Linked DNA regions of Homo sapiens: regions 1 and 3 are each linked to region 2. A link is a contact called in ENCODE Hi-C or POLR2A ChIA-PET data. All regions are on one chromosome and are shown on one strand. Each heading gives the region's core, a stretch centred on a gene start or an enhancer-like site at or near the end of the contact. The rest is flanking DNA. Distances are from core to core; before and after follow the strand shown.

Evidence for each region. Hi-C counts contacts between places; a loop is a spot of excess contacts on that map. ChIA-PET counts read pairs that join two places held with the same protein, here RNA polymerase II (POLR2A). Pooled maps may share reads with other maps.
Region 1: a map of heart right ventricle shows a loop between it and region 2 (2.6-fold over the local background). The contact joins two enhancer-like sites. A Hi-C loop is called at or near these places in 9 of 168 maps with a recorded cell type or tissue (cardiac septum, gastrocnemius medialis, heart left ventricle and 3 more), 2 of 37 single-sample maps with no recorded cell type and 12 of 50 pooled maps. POLR2A ChIA-PET finds 5 or more read pairs at or near these places in 5 of 52 experiments (A549, AG04449, HepG2 and 2 more).
Region 3: a loop to region 2 is called in a pooled map, with 2.0 times the contacts of the local background. The contact joins two enhancer-like sites. A Hi-C loop is called at or near these places in 6 of 168 maps with a recorded cell type or tissue (MCF 10A, aorta, dorsolateral prefrontal cortex and 3 more) and 3 of 50 pooled maps. POLR2A ChIA-PET finds 5 or more read pairs at or near these places in 4 of 52 experiments (BJ, HepG2, MCF 10A and 1 more).

The regions. Positions count from the first base shown.
Region 1 is chr3:197,392,841-197,397,845 of GRCh38, forward strand. No RefSeq gene overlaps it. Among named protein-coding and RNA genes, the nearest start is that of DLG1, 97 kb to the left of the region's middle. RefSeq lists enhancers at 916-965, 1,230-1,731, 1,339-2,538, 1,456-2,335, 1,858-2,152 and 1 more. Within about 2 kb of position 1,896, at least 13 of the 41 ENCODE cell types and tissues checked have a DNase peak (open chromatin) inside an H3K27ac peak, as active enhancers do; they include heart right ventricle, where a contact is called at or near this core.
Region 2 is chr3:197,351,288-197,355,861 of GRCh38, forward strand. No RefSeq gene overlaps it. Among named protein-coding and RNA genes, the nearest start is that of DLG1, 55 kb to the left of the region's middle. Within about 2 kb of position 1,309, at least 5 of the 41 ENCODE cell types and tissues checked have a DNase peak (open chromatin) inside an H3K27ac peak, as active enhancers do; they include heart right ventricle, where a contact is called at or near this core.
Region 3 is chr3:197,315,037-197,319,847 of GRCh38, forward strand. No RefSeq gene overlaps it. Among named protein-coding and RNA genes, the nearest start is that of DLG1, 19 kb to the left of the region's middle. Within about 2 kb of position 2,380, at least 3 of the 41 ENCODE cell types and tissues checked have a DNase peak (open chromatin) inside an H3K27ac peak, as active enhancers do.

The sequences.
Region 1 (5,005 bases), core at 646-3,145, 42 kb after region 2:
ATATTTAATACCCTGGGAGAGACCAAATACAGGAAAGCCAGTTTGTGGGATACAATTATTTTTTCATAAGAAGCCTCTCTGCCTATGTGTTTGGTAAACTGTTAGCCCTCTAAGAGTTGGACTGTGGATTCTCTAGTCTTATAGTTAGACACGTGGACAAGCAGAACGTTTAAGAGTCAGAGGAACATTCCAGGATCTTCAACAGCCCTAAACAAGGTCATTGGCATCCTGCTAGATATGGTTGGCACAGAGCACACTCTGTGACTGACCCTCTCAATCAGCCCAGCATCCTGTCCAGTGGCCTGACCGAGGGCTGCACTGTAATCCTTGTTTCCTTTGAAAGTCTGGAATTCATAAGGAAATAGGGTGGGGGTAAAGAATGGATGATCTAATTTTCCAAGGGAGTATTGGATTAGTCAACAACTTGATCCCCACTGCTGAGATAGCTCCTTTTGTGAATATTTTACCTACCCACCTGCTAGGTCTCAAGGCTTCTGAAAGTACTCTTCCTAGACAACTACACTGAGCATCTTAAAACAGCACAGTCTGCTTCCTTCCCTCACTGATTCTGAAAAACGGAGCCGCTCCCAGTCCCTTTCGTATCCACCCTGACTCCAGGCAGGATAACACTGGATAAAGTCCCCTATATCCTTCAGCATAAAAATCCCAAAAGTCCACTCCAAGGCCTTCTGCCTGCTCTTGTTTAAGACACAGTGGCTGGTCTCTGAAGCAGCCTCTAGAGGCTCTGATGCCAGCCAGTACATTTAAAGATGAGCTAAAGGAAACAGAAGGGTAGTTGGTACACTTCTTTATCTCCCGACATTTGCCTGGAGCAAAAGAAAGAGGAGAATGATGCTGAGATTAAAGCCTCTCCCCTGGAGTGATTCTATGTGGCCTGTTGCGTTGGTGCAGAGAGGCAAGGCAATAAGGCCTTCTGGGGTTCAGCAGAGAGACAGGTCAAACAAGGGTACTGCCCAGGCTGCTGGGGCCCCAATCAAGATGTGACTCTTCTCCAAAGGGAGCAGATGACACGGGCCTCCTTGTACCAGTGTGGCAGCCAGCATGTGTGCAGGATGGGGACAGACACTCAGGATAGGCAGAGAGAGCCACATTACCAAGTAATCAGACTTGTTTACCACTCTTGAGGTAAATGTGGGAAGCCAACAACCAGCATTTTGTAGAGTCACTTGGCGGAAGAAACACCATCCACACAAGTCAATCAAAAATATATATTCTTGGCTGGGCGTGGTGGCTCACACCTGTAATCCCAGCACTTTGGGAGGCCGAGGAGGCGGATCACCTGAGGTCAGGAGTTCAAGACCAGCCTGGCCAACATGGTGAAACCCATCTCTACTAAAAATACAAAAAATTAGCTGGGCATGGTGATGGGCACCTGTAATCCGAGCTACTCAGGAGGCTGAGGCAACAGAATCGCTTGAACCTGGGCGGCGGAGCTTGCAGTGAGCTGAGGTTGCGCCACTGCACTCCAACCTGGGCCACAAGAGTGAAACTCCGTCTCAAAGAAAAAAGGTCTATTTTTAAAAACTACTAACTGAGAAAGAAGTAAGAGCCTTGAAGAAACAGAAAGAAGGAACCTGAGCATGCCACGGCAGGAGAGGATGAGAACGGCATGGAGAAGGGGGAGGCGCAAGCAGCTGGAAGCCCACGGCGGAATGGGCCGGTGCTCGGAGAGCTGTTCGGATGGCACGGGAGCTGATTGTCTTGACGTTAAGTTCCTCGGTGAGGAGAGAACAGAAGTTAATGGCACCCACCGGGCCTGGGTGGAGCCTCAGCACCACCAAAGAAAGCAGATTCTGCATTTGGAAAGCCTAGGCCCTCTCCTTGAACCTGGTTCTCAAGGTTTCGGTGATGAGTCACCTCGTTCCCCCTCACCAGCTTCTGTCTTTAGCCACAGCACTGACGTGTCTGAACCCGCACGCACCTCCTGAGCTGGAGCACCCGTCATCTTCACACCACAGATGACTAACCATGGCCTGCTCACAGTCTCCTCATTATCACGGAATGAAAATGCTACATGCCTGAAAGCTGAGGTTTTGGGAACAGGATGAGAAGAGCTGCGGAAGGAATGGAGATGCAGGTGGCAATGAGCTAAGCTTTTGACAGGCCCTCGCAGTCCTCGGGAGCAGGGGCCAAGTGACCACAGATCCAGAGAGAGTGCTCTCCTTGGCAGGGCCGCATGAAATCTCATTCATTACAGCCTCCGATTAGGTTCCCAGGCTCATTAAAATCTGTGTGCCATTCACTGTTTCTCTTGGATCAGACTGGATTCTACTGTGCAGAGAATTGCCAGGGCTTCCAAGTGTCCAGTGCAGGCCAGATAGCATCTCTTGGCTTCACTTCTTCCTGAAGTTTCTCCCTGTGCTTCTGTGTGCTCACTGCCAAGAACACAAGTCAGCATTCAGGCCCACGGCTGCCAGCTGAAACAAGGGCTTCTGACCCAGACAAAGCCCGCAGATAAAGTCCAAAGCACTTGAGCTAAACTTACTCTAAAAACTATGGCAGTACAGGACAAAGGAAGACACTCGGGTTAGACACAAAGAACCACAGCTAAGGCAACCTTTAAAAAAGGAGAGTGGGCTGGGCGCAGTGGCTCATGCCTGTAATCCCAGCACTTTGGGAGGCCAAGGTGGGCGGATCACTTGAGCTCAGGAGTTCGAGACCAGCTTGGGCAACATGGCAAAACTCCATCTCTACCAAAAAAAAAAAAAAAAGTTAGCCAGGCACAGTGGCATGCACCTGTGGTCCCAGCTACTTGGGAGGCTGAGGCAGGAGAATTGCTTGAGCCAGGAGTACAGAGGTTGCAGTGAGCTTCTCGTGCCATTGCACTCCAGCATGGGGGACAGGAGTGAAACCCTGTCTCAAAAAAATAAAATAAAATAAAATAGGAGAGTAAAGAGGAGCTTTTACTCTATCTGATAGAAAGACATATTATAGCCAGGTGCGGTGGCTCACGCCTGGAATCCCAGCACCTGGGGAGGCTGAGGCAGGAGGATCACTTGAGGCCAGAAGTTCAAGACCAACCTGGGCAACACAGTGAGACCCCATCTCTACAAAAAATAGAAAAAAATAATTAGCTGGTCACGGTGGCACGTGCCTGTAAGTCCAAGCAACTCAGGAGACTTAGACGGGAGGATTTCTTGAGCCCAGGAGGTTGGGGCTGCAGTGAGCCGTGGCTGCACCACTGCACTCCCCAGCCTGGGTGACAGAGTGGGAACCTGTCTCAACAACAACAAAAAAAGACATATTAAAAAGCCATCATAATAAAAACAGTAGTTTAAAAACCATAAAAATAGATCACCAGAACAGAATAGAGAGCTCAGATTCAGTCCCAACTTAATGTAGGATGAAGGTGAGGCCGGGCGCGGTGGCTCACATCTGTAATCCCAGCACTTTGGGAGGCCGAGGCAGGTGGATCATGAGGTCAGGAGTTCAAGACCAGCCTGGCCAAGATGGCAAAACCCCGTATCTACTAAAAATACAAAAAATTAGCCAGGCGTGGTGGCATGCACCTGTAATCCCAGCTACTCTGGAGGCTGAGGCAGAGAATTACTTAAACCTGGAGGGGCGGAGCTTGAAGTGAGCCGAGATTGCGCCACTGCACTCCAGCCTGGGCGACAGAGTGAGACTCCATCGCAAAAAAAATAAAAAATGATTAAAAAATAAAAAATAACATATAGGATGCAGGTGGTCCCGCACATCACGGGGAAGGACAGATTATTTAGTAAATGGCATTTGGGAAACAGGCTCATTGTATAGAGAAAAATAAAACTGGACCCCTACTTAACACTAAATACAAAAGAGGACTCTGCATGCTTTAAAAACCTAAGTATAAAAGGTTAAAGAAAAATAGTGGAAATAAAATGGGCAGAAGAGAGTGCAGGGACGTATCTTTGTGATCGATCCTCCTCAAAACAAAATTTCAAAAGCATAAGGCAAATTTTTACGAATATGATTAAATTAAAATTAGGGGTTTCTAATCAACAAAAGTCCCCATGGACAAAGTTAGTAGACTGTTAACAGAACAGGCGTAGATATTTGTAACATCTAAATCAATGAGGGATTGATACGAAGAATATGGAAAGATCTTGAACATTTATGACTGTAATTAAAAATGGGGAAAGGGGCCGGGCGTGGCTCACGCCTGTAATTCCAGCACTTTGGGAGGCTGAGGCAGGCAGTTCATGAGGTCAGGAGTTCAGGACCAGCCTGACCAATATGGTGAAACCCAACTCTACTAAAAATACAAAAATTAGCCAGGTGTGGTGGCATTTGCCTGTAGTCCCAGCTACTCAGGAGGCTGAGGCAGGAGAATCACTTGAACCCGGGAGGTGGAGGTTGCAGTGAGCCAAGATCGTGCCACTGCACTCCAGCCTGGGTGACAGAGCACGTATCCATCCCCCCACCAAAAAAAGAAAAAAAATTGTGGAAAGGATATAAACAGATTTATACAGAAGATGAAATTCCAAAAAGCGAACAAGGTGGCATAGGTCAGTTGTGCTGAAGCAGACTCGGAGCTAGGGAGTTGTGAGCAGGAGGTCTATGTGGGAGTGATCTCAGCAGCAACGCGGTGAGGGAGTGAGGAAATCAGGATAGGACTGGGCAGAGCAAGAATCTGAACGGTGATGTGGGTACAGACAGGCCTTGGCTGATCCCACTGGGGAACGCTGATGCTGGCATGTCTTTTCAGAGATGTCCTGAATGTAGGCAAGGGACTGGGGCTTTGTACCCCTTCATTGACTAGCCTCTGGATGGACACTGCCCCCACGGAGAGCTCATAAGTGTGGGTGAAGCTGCTTACTTGGACTGAGGGCAATTCCCAGGGAGGGTCTCACCTGTGAGCCATTCACAGCCGGCACTCTGGCAGGGAGGGGTGGAGAGGGGTAAGGGGAGGCATAGCTTTTAGTCCTGAAGCAGGAACCGGAGCGGTATACCATGCATCTACCATGAAGAGAGACTCAAAAGTTTTAGTAACACAAAAAATGAA
Region 2 (4,574 bases), core at 59-2,558:
CCCTAGCTGCCAGGGAGGCTGGGAAGTTAAGTACTTCAGCTTTCTAGACTCTGTGGTCATGATGGCAAGGGCAAGGGGCTGAAGTGGGTGTTGAGAGAGCCAACCAAGGTATCTGCCACGCGATGGCTCAGAGCCTGGGAACCATGACAATTTCTGTGAGCCGTGGCAGTTTGAGGCCTACAGTTCACTCTATGTCATTAATTGACTCTGTGTGTGTGTGTGTGTGTGTGTGTGTGTGTGTGTGCATGAGAGAGAGACAGAGAGAGAGAGAGGATAATTTGTGAGTGAACCCTTTGTTCTTCATCCCTTCTCCATCTTGTGCTCCCCCCATAGCCTAGGAACTTCCCCAGGTTCATGGATTTCTTGACCACTCACCGTCTGTAGACACCGTCTTCAGACACCATCTCAGCACTGAAGACACACTGTGAACAAGGCATGTGTGTAGCCCCAGCCCCCATGAAGCTTACAGTCTAGCAGGAAGGACAGCATTTTAAAAGTTGCTAAATGATAGGGACTTGTCCATGAAACTGAATTGAATCTGGTTTAGCTGGTCAACAAAGAGAGTCTAATTTGCCATTAGACTACCATTTTGGTAATCGCTAGTTCTGAATGTCTGGCATGTAGTAGGCCCTCAGAAAATATCTGCTGGGGCCGGGCGTGGTGGCTCACGCCTTTAATCCCAGCACTTTGGGAGGCAGAGGCGGGCAGATCACGAGGTCAGGAGTTGGAGACCAGCCTGATCAACATGGTGAAACCCCGTCTGTACTAAAAATACAAAAATTAGCTGGGCGTGGTGGTGCATGTCTGTAATCCCAGCTACTCAGGAGGCTGAGGCAGGAGAATAGCTTGAACCCAGGAGACGGACGTTGCAGTGAGCCAAGATCATGCCACTGCACTGAAGCCTGGAGTGAGACTGTGTCTCAAAATATATATGTATATATATATGCTGAAGATAGATATTTGAGTTTCTATTTGATATCCCTGCCTGGAGTTATCGGCTCTCTCAGGTCAGAGGGCATGGCGGATTTATTTTCGTGTCCTCAGTGTCTAGCTCAGTACTGGCACACAGTAGGAACTCGGGAAGTATTTGAAGAATGGAACGGAATCCCGTTTATGTCATCTATAAAGACCATCAACTTGGCAATTGGGCCAAAATCCTTTTTGGGTGTGTGCTCTCTGGGTCACTGTGGTACAATCAGAGCAATGAGTTATTTTAAACCTCATAAACTTTTTTTGTGTGTGAAGCCACAGTCTCATCCTGGCACAAAATACACACATCTTGTTCCCATGAGGTCATGGCCAGGGGAGATTAACTCAGAGAGCCTCGGCAGGTTTCCATATCTGTGAGTGTGGCAGCACGCTGCACTGCCTGGCTTTCCTCCATGCTGCCCTGCCCCCGCTGTGTCTGCAGGAGCAATGATTGAGGATGAGACCTCTTTCTCCACTGAAGGAAGGAGTGGGGCATTCACAGAGGAATGAACTGAGTGTCTTTCTTCCCTTTTTCTTTTTACCTTGTTTCCGAAATTTTCTCTGACCTGAGACCTGAAAGGCACATGCACGCCTCCTAATTGCTGTTGCCCCGGACGAGGAGTCTTCGGTGGACTCTTGCCTCTGTTCTTAGGCCTTGAGGTCAAGTCTGGTGGAAAAGTGCTCTGCCATGATGATGTGTAGAATGTCGGTTTTATCCCAATTCAAAAGAAACACAGCATAATAGAATTTTCTCAACTATGAATTTTTCTCTTACATGTTTTTCTTAAGCTCTTAATGGATTTCTTTTGACCACTGGTGAGCTGCAGGCACAGCAAGTGAACTATTTTGCCGAAGCTCCAGAGACATGACCGTGGGCCTGCGCTACCTGGACTGATTGGAACAGCATTGCTGCTGGTCATGCTCAGAAGCCACCTGCTGCCTGGAAGGCAGGGAAGGGAGGTCAGCTTGACCTGCTGCTTAATTGTGTCCAGATGTCTCTATACTCTGATCCACCTACAGAAAAGGACACTCAAATGTGAAAAGAACATCTCTACTTGACTCAGAATGTTTCTTCAGAGTGACAGTGACAGTGACAGTGAGGTGACAGTGACTGACAGGGAGGCGAGCAGGCTGGCTGGGAGCCTGGCAGTCCTAAGTTCTTATCTTAGCTCTTCTACTCACTAACTGTAACTTCGGGCAAGTTAACCTCTATGAGCCTCAGTTTCTTCATCTGTAAAATGGGGAGGTGACTGTTAGAGTTTTTGGTAGGATGGACTAAGCAGATACATGAAGAGTGGCTGGCAGGACCCCTGATTCAAGAGAAATGGCCGTGATTATGACTCTGATTCATATTGTATTGGTTGCTAGGTGGCTATTTTGTGGGGAGAGGGTGTAACTTGATCACAGGTATGTACGGCCAGAAGCACTGGCTCCAGCTGTCCTTTCAAAAGCTCTCAGGTTATGGAGTCGTACATTGTTCTACTTACTGTATCCTCATTAATTCTTGATCCATCCCTCAGCCCTTCTTCCCACTCACTTAGATAAAGCAGAGACCTGTGGTTTTCCTGCTGGCATTTTGTTCAGACACTGGTTTCTGAAGGTCTTTCCTGCCACTTGGAAGGATGGAGGAATACAAGGACTGAGAATGTTTGACTCCTTGGAGGGAGACACAGGGTTTCACGGGATTAGCTGACACAGCATGTAATCACCTTTCTGCTGCTCCCTAAGGCGGGGGGTGGGGGGTCTATTACTGTTGCTTCTTAAGTAAGCTTAGATGGAGCCTGGCTTCGCAGGCCCAGAATCCACTGCTGGACACTTTCCCTCCCTGGCCATGGCTTCTTGTGGCCAGAGGGGAATTCCCAGCAAAACTGTTGAGCCAACCTGGCACATGGACCCAGCCTAGCAGTCCACCCTACTCTGTTCTGTGGAGTCCGGGGAGGGTCTTGTTCTTGCTGGACATTTCCCCTGGGCACTTTATTCAAGAATGAAGGAACGAGAGACAGAGAGCTGAGTCTGAGAGGCAGAGAGAATCAAAGAGACAGAGACTGAAAGAGACATGCACACAGACAGAAAGAGACAGCGGTACAGAGAGAAACTAAGAGGCAGTCTGAGAGACAAGGAGACAGAGACAAGGAGACGACGACTGAAGGAGAGACACACAGAGAGACAGGGGGACAGACAGACGTGTGGGCAGAGGGAGCAAGCGAGAGACAGAGAGAGCAGAGTGTTAAAGGGACAGAAAGAAACAGAGAGAGACTGAAAGCAGAGAAAGAGAGACAGAGAGAAACAAACACACAGTGAGACAGAAACAGACACACACAGACAGGACAGAGAAGTAAACATAGAGGAATACACAGGCAGGCATGCAGAGAGATGGAGACGAAATCACACAGAGGCAGAGCTATAGACGGAGAGACGAGACACATTCAGAGAGAGAAAAAGCAAAGAGTTTCGGGGGAGATGAGGCTAAAGAGAAATGCCGGACTTGGCGGGAGACAGGACAAAGCAGTGGCTCAGCTGGGGACACGCACCGTTTGCACCAGAAGTCTTCACGCTCAAGTAGTTTCTTAGCTCTCAGCAGACAGCTGAGGATCGTCTCCAGACGACACGCTTCGGGAAGTGGGCCGGGCAGACTTACAGGGACAGCTGGGCTTCAGCTGTGGTTTACGGCGGCCAGCCTTTTAATCCAGGGCCAGGCCCGCAGGCAAGCTGGGGAGCTCAAGAGGCTCCCCCCGTAGCTCCCCGCTCCCAGGACCACGATAGGGACCCTGTGGGTCCTGTGGCCAGGGCAGACCCAGTTGAGGGGGAGGAGTATCCAAGCGCAGATACTCAGCCTGCAGGAGGCCTGGGGTCTGCAATCCACGGCAGCCCACACAGCCTTGGCTGTGGATGTAGGCCTCTGCTGTCATTTCAGGAATATGGGGAGCAGCCAGCCCCATTTCCTAAGCAACACCCCTGTCCTCACCACTCGCATGCCCACATACACACACGCACTTTCTAGTCTGCTGGGGGAATGGCTCCTTTTAGGCAGAGAGGGCTTAGTAACTGGAGTCAGCCATCGTAGAATCTCTGTTTCCCAACACAGCAGGAAAGTCAGGTGGAGAAATGTTCACCTGAGAAATCCTATCTGGTGTTCAGCGTGGTACTTCTGAAGGCCTGCAGAGGTGTGGGCTCTAAGCAGGAGAGTCAACCTTAAACTCCTAAGATGCGAGGGGCCCTGAGCCCGGAGCCTCGGCCTTGCTCCTGGCTCCTCCTGGCTCCCTGGCCTGTTCCGTGTTCTCCAAGTGCCTGCCTGTTTCTCTCTATGTTCTGATGACTGCTAAGGCTACCCTTCCTCCATCCTTGCTCTGCATCACTCACGGCATTTGCCCACTCGTACCCCAAGACATTGCAGGAGCTTGTCGTTGTCATTTCCCCTGGGACCTACCGAGGGTCACCAACTCTCTTGCTGACCAGACCTAGAGCCCAAGAGAGGCATCAAGCCTTGCCCTGAGATAGGATGTACTACCATCTCTCTGTTGAAAAGGGAGGTGATATCTAAAAAATGCTGCCCTTTTGACCCTGGGACCTCACAGTAGACATTACAATACAAACAAAGCCATTGG
Region 3 (4,811 bases), core at 1,130-3,629, 35 kb before region 2:
TCAAAAGAAGTGATTGACACCATTACCAAAGCATTCTTTAAAGATCTGCCATTTTATGGGGTGCACCTAAGAATTCCTTTTTCTTTAATATTTTCTTCTAGTTTATGTGCTCAGTGAAGAAACATTAGAAAACAGAAAAGCACTAAGAAAAAAAAAATTAACCAAACTCACACAAGCCAAAGATAACAGCCAACTAACATTTGCTGTAGATATGTCTAGTATTTTCCATGCATATATATATATATATGTTTCTTAGAAAAATAGTATCATACATGTTATTTTGTAGTCTGCTTTTTTTAAGGAATTTACATTTATTTTATAGCTTCAAAAAGGCTTGGTGCATGATAATGACAGAAAATTAAGGATCTATACAAGGGATATTTACCCCCGGGAAGATGTATGTTACAACTCAGTTAATGCGTCAAATGTTAAATGTTGTGATACCGGCGTTTTATTTAGATGTTTCCCATTTATGATGATTGTTAAACATACATCACATGTCTACACAGACATACACCTTCCAAGCTGGGAATCAGGTCTGAGTGATCCTGTCGGTGTTCTGCCCACAATTTCATGAGTGACCTTAAGCAAATCAACTCAATGCTGCTTCTCTAGATAAAGTCCCAATCTTGTCTGGCACATCCAGCCGTAAAAACTCCTATCCAGTTCCCGGAATGTACCATGCTCTTCCGTGCTGCCATATTTTTTAACATCATTTTTTGGGGGGCCTAAAACACTCCTTCCTATCTGCCTCATTAACTCTTCATTATCTTTGTAAATTAAAAAAAATTTAAATTATAGTAAAATAGATATAAAATACACCATCTTACCCTTTTTTTTTTTATTCTGAGACAGAATCTCACTGTCACCCCAGCTGGAGTGCTGCACTGGCGTGATCTCAGCTCACTGCAACCTCTGCCCCCCCGAGTTCAAGAGATTCTCCTGCCTCAGCCTCCTGAGTAGTTGGGATTACAGGTGCCTGCCACCATGCCTGGCTAATTTTTGTACTTTTAGTAGAGATGGGGTTTCACCATCTTGGCCAGGCTGGTCTTGAACTCCTGACCTCATGATCCACCTGCCTCGGCCTCCCAAAGTGCTGGGATTAAAGGCGTGAGCCACCGCGCTGGGCCTTACCCATCTTTAAGTGTACAGTTCAGCAGTGTTATGTACATTCCCATTGTTGTGCACCCGATCCCCAGAGCTCTTTCATCTTGCAAAACTGAACCTGTACACACATTAAACAGTGTCTCTGCATTCCTCCCTCTCCCCGCTGCGAGCGATCGCTGTTCTACCTTCCGCCTCTAGGAATTCCACTGCTCTAGATGCCTCATGCACGTGGACTAATACGGTATTTGTCTTCTTTGTAGCTGGCTTATTTCACTTAGCATAATGTTCTCAAGGTCCAACCATGTGGTAGCACGTATCAGAATTTCCTTCCTTTATAAGGCTGAATTAAATTCCATTGTATGTATGTACCTCATTTTGTTCATCCATTCATCTATGGATGGACATTTGGGTTGTTTTTATTGTTGGTTGCTATAAACATGTGTGGACAAATTATCTCCTCAAGACCCTACCTTTAATTCTTTTGGGTATACACCCAGAAGTGAAATTGCTGGATCAATTGCTGATGGTCATTCTATTTTTGTAGCCTCCTTTTAAAACTTTGCTTTTTAGTACTTATTTTCCCCAAATTAATAATTTCTCAGGTAAATAAGAAACCAATCTTTTACAGAATAGTTTTTTTATCATCCATAGAGTGTTTTATCAAATGGCCATACTTATTAAATTGGTTGCTTCCAGATTTCCATTATGAAAAACCATGCTAGATAAACAAATGTTTATCCATAAGATGAATTCTTGGAAGTGAAATTACTGGATTAAGAGGTGTACATTTTAAAAATATTGATGCATAGTGTTATGGTATATGTACAAACTTCTAAAGGTTTATTTTTATGAAGCATCAGCCTCTGTTGCCAGCACTCTGTATAAGCAGGGCAAAGGCTGGCAGCTTAAGTACTCTCTAGTCTTTTTAAACTTTACCCTCAAAGAAAATAAATCTTTATACCAAAATTCTTATTCAGAAGTGAAAGTGTTATATAAGTCATCATTGACAGTAAACACAGTGAATGATCAGATCTTGCTGCTTAAATTTTAAATTAATATAAGTAATATCAAATCCATTTTTAAATGGTCCTCCCTCAGTAAACATAAAAAGTTCCTTCAAATTCATATATTATTTTTCAGATTACAAACCACTTCCACTTATGTTTTCTTACATATTCCTTATAGTTAGTTATTGTTTTCCCTGGTTTACACATGAAGAAATCGAGGCCCAGAGAAGTGACTTGCCTGAGGCAACAGAGCTGATAATCAGTGTCTTCTAGTTCCAAGTACATTGCTTTTCAAGCTGCGGATGACTCATCTTAACCAGTCCTTGAGGTCTTGTAGTAAGTAAGCATAGTGGAGACTTTTCCAAGCTTCTTTTTCAAACCAGAAAGAGGTAGTCGTGGTTTTTGGAAAGTAGCTAAAACTATGATTTAATAAGAGGGAATTTTGTAGCCAAAACCTAGTACATAAAATATAAATAGCCCTCCTTCTTTCCCCTAGAATTGTGCGATGCCCTTTGTGGTGCTGGTATGGCATGGTGTCAAACGTGTGGGCTCCGGCGTCATCCTGCTTGGACTGGAATGTTGGCACCAGGATACTAATTTTGTGATCTGAACAAGTCAACCTCTCTGCACTTCCATTTCCTTACCTGCAAAATGTGTAACAAGACCTCCCATCTCAGTGGAATGTTGTGAGGATTGGATGAGATAATGTCGGTAAAGTAATTAGCACTGTACCTGGCGCAGGCTCACTGCCTGATACATAGTAATCCTTACTACTAGGTGTTAAGGACCTAAGTAACACTGTTCCTCTGTTTTATCCTGGGGAGAAGGGTACATGAAATGGGCTAGTGAACAAGTTAAGAGAGAAAATAGCCTTCTCTGATCCCTCGGCTGATTAAAGAAGGTAATTAGAGGCTTCTCTAGTAAAGTGTAGGCTCATATCGTTCAGTTCAAATATTTTTTAAGTCTCCCTAGTTATTTCTTCTGTTACCAACGGGTTATTTAGTAGTTATGTTGTTAAACTCCAAATGGTTGAGGATTTCCATATATCTTCAGTTATTAATTTCTATTTTAATTCTGTTGTGATCAGAGACGGTGAATGTTCAATGTGTACTTTAAAAGAACGTGTATTCTGCTGTTTTGGGAAATATTGTTCTAGAAAACGTAATGAGTCAAATTGGGTGATAGTGTTCTTCATGTTTTCTATAACTGGTTTTTTGTAACTTGTTCATGTTTTCTATTGCTATTGTTTTTCTATTTACTTTGTCTATCAATTATTGAAATAGGACTTTGTGGAAAATTCTAACTATATGTGAATTCCTCTAATTGCCCTTTGCCCTTTGTTAGTTTTTGTTTCATGTGTTTTAAAGCTTTGTTATTAACTGCACATCCATCTAGAATTGTTACATCTTGCTGAATTAACTCGTCTACATTATGAAATACCCGTCTTTATTACTGTAATACCCTTGGTCCTGAAATCTATTTTGTCTGATATTAATATTGTTGCTCCAGTTTTCTTATAGTCAGTGTGTAATGTATCTCTTTCTACCTTTTTTACTTTTAACCAGCTTGTCTTCATATATTTAAACTCCTTTTTTTGTAGAAAGTATTAAGTTGAATGTTGCCTTTTTATCCATTATGATAATATCTGCCTTTTAATCAGGATGTTATGACTATTTACATGTAATATAATTACACTGATTACATTTAATATAATTAAATCAATTAATATAATATACTATAACATAATATAGTTAGGTGTAACTCTACAAGCTTACTTCTTTTTTTTTTTTCTGCTTGACTCATCTGTTCTTTGTTCCTTTACCTCTTCTTTTCCTGACCTCTTTTGGAGTAAGTGATTTATTTCTTAGGATTCTATTTTATCTCCACTGTTCCCTTACTAGCTATAATTCTGTTTTATGTTTTAGTGGTTGCTATAGGGCTTGTAATATGTATTTTTAACTTACCACAACCCACCTTCAAATAATATTAGCACTTCAAGCATAGTATAAAAACTTTACATCAGTGTATTTCCATTTTCCTTCTTAGGTCCTTCATATCAATGCTGTACATTTTAGATTCCTATTTATTGCAAAATCCACAATATGTCATTATTAACTTTGCTTAGAACAGGCCATTTAAATTTAAATATAGTAAAAATCGGAAAAAATCTTTTATATTTACCCACCTATCTACCATTTTCAGAACTCTTCATTCCTTAGGTAAGCCTGAGTTTCTGTCTGGTTCCTTTTCCTTCTGCCTGAAGATATTCTTTTTAACATTTATTATAGTGAAAAATCTGCTGGCAATTACTTCTCTCAGCTTTTTAAAATCTGAAGATGTCTTTATTTTATCTTTGTTTTTAAGAGATATTTTTTCCACAGGCTTTAGGATTCTAGGTTTGCCATTTTTTGTTTTCTTTCAGCAATTTAGAAATGCCTTCCCATTGCCTTCTGGCTTGCATTATTTCTGGAGAGAAGTCATCAGTATTTTTAAAAATCTTCGTGCCTCTGTATGTATGTCTTTTGTTGTTGTCGTTGTTGTTGAGACGAGGTGTTGCTCTGTTGCCCAGGCTGGAGTGCAGTGACACAATCTCAGCTCACTGCAAACTGTGCCTCCCGGGTTCAAGCGATTCTCCTGCCTCAGCCTCCCGAGTAGCTGGGATTACACGTGCCCACCACCACACCCAGCTAATTTTTG